2 separate regions of the Homo sapiens genome follow, and region 1 is linked to region 2. Evidence: chromatin contacts called from ENCODE Hi-C or POLR2A ChIA-PET data. All regions are on one chromosome and are shown on one strand. Each heading gives the region's core, a stretch centred on a gene start or an enhancer-like site at or near the end of the contact. The rest is flanking DNA. Distances are from core to core; before and after follow the strand shown.

Region 1 (2,877 bases), core at 272-2,771, 77 kb before region 2:
GATTGCAGTGGCGTGATCACAGCTCACTGCAACCTCCTAGGCTAAAGTGATCCTCCCCCCTCAGCCTCCCAAGTAGCTGGGACCACAGGCGTGCACCACCACACCCAGCTAATTTTTGTATTTTTTTGGTAGAGACAGGGTTTCACAACATTGCCCAGGCTGGTCTTGAACTCCTGGACTCAAGCAATACACCCTCCTCGCCCTCCCAAAGTGCTAGAATTAAGGTGTGAGCCACTGTGCCCGGCCAAGCTGTTGTAAAAAATTATGCCACGCCATACTGGCTCTTCATAAACCACTTTTTTAAAACTCAATAATATTATTTTCAAAATATAGCTTTTAGTGACCCTATAATGATTTCTATTTTATGTAACAAATCCCCTAGTTTAGACATTTAGATTGTTTCCAGTGATTTTGCAACTATACCAAAATACTATGATGAGCTTCTTAGTACCTAAATTTATTTGCCTTTTCTGATTATTTCATGAAAAAAGCTTTTGAACTCTTTTTCTGGTGCTCAATATATGTTTTTGCTATAAAAATTTCTTTCAGCTTTATTGACATACATGGTAGTTTTCTCTCTGAATTCTAAATTTCTGTTTGATGCCTTATAATAATGTTCTTAATTTTTCCTTTATCCTTAAAAATATTTAATAGGCTGAGTATCTGAACTGAGTAGGTAAAGCTCTCTAGGCTAAGACTCAGTTTCTTTACTAACCTCAATATGATAATTCAGCAGAATAGGAAACATCTATGTATGTATTTCTATAGTGCTGTTATTTAGGAGAGAAATCAATGGTTTAATTCACAGAAGTCAGTCTGTTAAACAATTATATACAAAGGTTTGATTAACACCTTGACATTGTTAGTGTGAACCTAAAAATGTCCTGAAACTGATACATTCATCTTGAATGCCAGCTGTTAGGCTATGGAACTCACAAGTATGTGTGTACCCACTGTTAAATAAACGGTTTCTAAATGTGGCTGCCAAGGAATTTCCTTCCCTGTCTTCATACCTAAGGAGAAATTTGCATCTTGTGATTTATTATTCATTTTCTGGCAAACAAATACTTCTACAAATAGTCCACAGAAGAACCAGTATTTTCAGAGTGATGACCATTTGAACTTTTTGCCATTTGCTGAAGTAACTTGTGTTTTATGGTAAATTTTTCACATGCATTTACATGGAGCTATCTAACCCGCCTGCTGGGAAGTTGGGACGCTAACATGAGAATCTTGCATTGCTGGGAAAAAAACATATATTAGCCCAGGGAGCTTTGAGCATGTGATCAAGGTTGGATGAATGCCACTTTTACCTAATTACATGAGACCTTGAATTGTGGAAAACAAAGCCCAGCTTACAAGAAATCCAAGTGAAATACTGATTTTCCCCACTGACAACTTTTCTGAGGGGAAGAAAAGACCCATCTTTCCCTCCAGCATGAAATTGTGAAATTTGCCACACTCAGAGCCAGCTAGGAACACACATTCATCAGGGTGTCAGCAGCAACCATAAATTTTGCCCACTAACTGGACTCAGGACAGTAAATGAGTCATTTGTACCAGAGCGAAGCTCCTGTAGGATACACATTGCGCGCCTGTTGAGCAGCCAGCCAGGTAGAATTGGGAGTCCTGCTCGCAGCCATCACGGTTAGAGGCCTTCGAGACGAACAGATTTGCTACTACTTCAGGAATGCCAGCAGTTCTGTTTTGCTTTGATTTGTGTTGACTGTAGTTAAAGAGAATGTACATCTGCCTCATATAACTTTATCTAGTTTTTTTAGTGTCACTTATGTCCTTGTTGCTTTTCCCCTGAAGTCTTTCATTTGCATCCCACAGGCCCCCTCATTCTTTTATTGTGGTAAAAATATATATATATATAAAAAATATAAAATTTACCATGTTAACGATTTTTAAGTGTACAGTTCGGTGGCATTAAGTACATTCACAATTATCACCACTATCCATTTCTAGAACTTTTTCATCTTCTCAAACAGAAACTCGGTACTCATCAAACAATAACTCCCCATCCTCCTGCACCTCCGCCCCAGGCCCTGGCTTTATCTCTTCTGCTTTCTGTCTCTATGCATTTGCCTATTCCAGGTACCTAACATAAGTGGAATCATATAATACTTGTTCTTTTGGTGACTGGCTTCAGTTAGCATAGTGTCCTCAAGCCTCATGCATGTTGCAGCATGTGTCAGAAATGTTTTTCTTTTTAAGGCTGAATAATACTGCATTGTGTGTGCATACCACATTTTGTTTATCCACTCATCTGTCGATGAACATTTAGGTTGTCTCTACCTTTTGGTTATTATGAATAATGCTACTCTGAAACTGCTGTACAAATATTTGTTCCCTCAATTCTTATTAAATAAAATTTTAAAACTGCCTTTAAGAGGTAGAGGGACTAAGTTTAGAACCAAGAGATAGAAACAAGAAGATCTTGAATTAAGATTAAACTTCTTGAGGCCGGGGATGGTGGCTCATACCTGTAATCCCAGCACTTCGGGAGGCTGAGGCAGGCAGATCACTTGAGGCCAGGAGTTTGAGACCAACCTGGACAACGTGGCAAAATCCCCTCTCTACTAAAAATACAAAAATTAGTCAGGCATGGTGGTGGGTGCTCCTAATCCCAGCTACCTGGGAGCCTGAGGTATCAGAATCACTTGAACCTGGGAGGCAGAGGTTGCAGTTAGCTGACATCACCCCACTGCACTCCAGCCTGGATGACAGAGTAAGACTCTGTCTCAAAAACAACAACAACAACAAAATCTCTTGGAATTAATGCCTATGTCCTGTAGTTACAGAGAATGTAGCCTCCAGAGTGACTTGCTGTCTATGGGATTTGACAAATATTAAAGATGAATAATATAGTAA
Region 2 (2,883 bases), core at 88-2,587:
GGGGTCTGTGAATGTGGATAGGAAAAAAATACATCTTTATTTTCCCTAATGTCTAACTGAAATTTAGCATTTCCTTCCATTACAGATGTAGGCCATAAATTGCCACGATAATTATTAGGACCAATGCCATATCATGTTATTAAATGTATTAATAAAGAAGAATGCATACAACATAGCAGATTTTTAAAGATTTTTATAACTGTATTTCAATATAATTGGTTTCTTTGTAATTTCGTGTATCATTTTATACATTAAAAACATTGTGAGAAAGTGTATGCTTTGCAGGCTGCCAATGAAATCTCATCTTTTATCATACCAAAAATGTGAAGAACCCCTAGTCTAGAAGGATTCCAGACAAAGAAAACTCGGAGCAAAGGCAAGAAAATACATGGCCAGCCAAGTATTCCATTTTGCGTAAAACTGAGGTAAAGCAAGGAAATGCCGGAAGAGAAAAAAGAAAAGGCTGAACCTGATTGTCAGAACTGGACTTCTTCCAGCAGACTCTGGGGAGCTACTTAATCAGGACTTTTTAAAAAGAGGGAGCAAGAGGCAGAGCCAACGAGACACAACCAGCTCAGGGTTTTCAAAGAATTCCCTAGCAAAGGTAAGAAGGAAGGCCTGGAATAGAAAGAAACAGAAGGTGAGAGACCAAGCAGGAGATGAGATTTCTAATCCAGGCTTATCTAATAGCCCAAAGTGAAGAAAGAACTGACTATGAAAATGGGACGAATATGAGAGTGCTGTGAAAATTCAGCAGTGACTAAAACAGAAGAATCAAACATGACTCCAAAGTCTGAAGAGAAGGCGACTGGGACAAGAGTCATACTAAGAAAGAATTAAGGATGCCAAGTGGAGCAAGTCTGGCAAAGGAAAGTGCTGAGTTGCCTACAGGATATCCGGGTGAAAACATCCAGCAGTTATTTATCCGCCTGGGACAGTACTGACCTTTAAGACTTACTGTATCTCCTGAATAGCCTATTTGGACTTCATCAAGAGCTTTTCCCAAACAGGGATTTTTATCTTGCGGGCCCATGGACTCATGGGGAGTCCCATGAACCTCCCAAATTATTAAAGAAAATTTTATTTGTGTTCATGGACATTTGGGGAGAGGTATGTACTTTCATTACAAACTCAAGGAGCACGAAACTCCCTTTTCCCTCACAAAAATGTTAATACTCTCCATTCATCCTTCTAAACACTCCAAGCAAGGTAAGCCCTCTTGTCTGAAAATTTGGGGAGGGAGCATGAGTCTCAGAACAAACAGAAAATGCCTCAGGAACAAAGCAGCAGCAGCAGTTACAGTCATGCGTGGATGGTTCTGAGTCAGGAGAAGCTCACTGCACAGTCACCAGATGAGGAAGGCATTTGGAATGTCTTGGTTAAAACTCACTGGAAATGACAGAAGAGTTTCTGACTCATTTCTTGAACCAATTCTTGCCTGAATACCTGTCTCTACAAGAGCAGTCATTAATGCCCCAACCTTAAACAGTAAAAATTGTCATTTTTATAAACATCATACTGCTCAACTTCCCACTGTCCAAAGAAGCTGAGCTGCACGGGTTGTCCCAGGATGGAAAAGAAGCCACAGCCAAGAAGCTGTGTCTTGCTTTAGTGTTGCCATCTACTGGCTGGTGCTCACTGACTCTCATTCCCAATCTTTTCACTGCCAAAGGAAAGATTTTGCAATTAGGCTGCTTTTTTTATCCAGAGCCTCTCTAGACAGTTCAGTCCCCAAGAGGTCAAAAAAAAAAAGTTTTTTTTAACAGAAACCTACCAGCTCCAAAAAAAAAGTAAGGCAAGACCAAATGTCAACAATGTTACTAGGAAGCTTCAGCACTGACTAACAGAGTTTATGGTGAATGCTCCCTAAATGTTAGCCCCACATAATTAAGACAAAAGATGCTTTTAATGTGTTGTATATGAAGTGATTATGAATAAGCAGAGGTTTGTGCCCACAGAATGGAATAGGGATATAACAGCATTGAAAATTGTTATTGTTGTTGTTGTTTCGTTAAAAGTAATTCTCTTTGCTAGGCTGTGTGTAGAAAGTGGTTATCCTGGTAAGCTTAATAAACATAGTGCCGGGGATTCTGGCTGAATAGCTGAGAGTTAGAATTGAATGGGTTCTCACATACCCCATGGAGGCAGGAAGCAAGGACCAGGTTCCCCAAGTGAGGACTTTGTTGCTCTTATTGAACTACAATGAAAGGGTCTTGTACACTTACTTCATAAGCCCATGGCACTGACCAGAACAGCAAAGATTCTTTATTTCCGAATGCCATAGTAACTCTTTTCACTATTCTTTCGTGTGTGTGTGACAGTACTCACTCTGTCACTCAGGCTGGAGTGGCATGATCTTGGCTCATAGCAGCCTCCATCTACCAGGCTTAGGTGATCCTCCCACCTCAGCCTCCTGACTAGCTGGAACTTACAGGCACATGCCACCACACCCAGCAAAATTTTTTTTCTTGTATTTTTTGTAGAGATGGGGTCTCACCGTGTTGTCCAGACTGGTCTCAAACTCCTGGGCTGAAGTGATCTGCCACCCTCAGCCTTCCAAAGTGCTGGGATTACAGGCATGAGCCATGCCTGGCCTCTCTTCACTCTTCTTGTGTTCACTTCCTCCTTCCCTGGTTTTTTGTTTTTATTACTTTTCTTCCTTTCCTCTTTATGAACTGTCTAACCCCACATCTACCTTCCACCTCATCATACTGGCACAAACTAAGAGCTAAAAGGAAAAGAGAGTTGCACTTAATTCTCCTCATTCATATGCTTTTCCCTTCTTTTCCTTTTTGCTTTTTAATCCAGCAAAGCACCTTATCTTTCACTCACGTTCACATTAAAATTTAGAAGACTGATCATGTTTGGCCTTTCCGTCCAATA

The links. A loop is a pair of places that touch in the nucleus more often than their neighbours do. ChIA-PET counts read pairs that join two places held with the same protein, here RNA polymerase II (POLR2A). Pooled maps may share reads with other maps.
Region 1: a map of mammary epithelial cell shows a loop between it and region 2 (5-fold over the local background). The contact joins two enhancer-like sites. A Hi-C loop is called at or near these places in 13 of 168 maps with a recorded cell type or tissue (IMR-90, PC-3, Right ventricle myocardium inferior and 9 more) and 6 of 50 pooled maps. POLR2A ChIA-PET finds 5 or more read pairs at or near these places in 3 of 52 experiments (MCF 10A, PC-9 and Panc1).

The regions. Positions count from the first base shown.
Region 1 is chr12:64,103,035-64,105,911 of GRCh38, forward strand. All of the region lies in intron 15 of SRGAP1 (SLIT-ROBO Rho GTPase activating protein 1), which reads left to right. The region is part of intron 1 of LOC105369798 (a long non-coding RNA gene); the gene reads right to left. Among named protein-coding and RNA genes, the nearest start is that of KICS2, 120 kb to the right of the region's middle. Within about 2 kb of position 1,522, at least 6 of the 41 ENCODE cell types and tissues checked have a DNase peak (open chromatin) inside an H3K27ac peak, as active enhancers do; they include PC-3 and mammary epithelial cell, where a contact is called at or near this core.
Region 2 is chr12:64,180,259-64,183,141 of GRCh38, forward strand. No RefSeq gene overlaps it. Among named protein-coding and RNA genes, the nearest start is that of KICS2, 41 kb to the right of the region's middle. RefSeq lists an enhancer at 895-2,094. Within about 2 kb of position 1,338, at least 18 of the 41 ENCODE cell types and tissues checked have a DNase peak (open chromatin) inside an H3K27ac peak, as active enhancers do; they include PC-3 and mammary epithelial cell, where a contact is called at or near this core.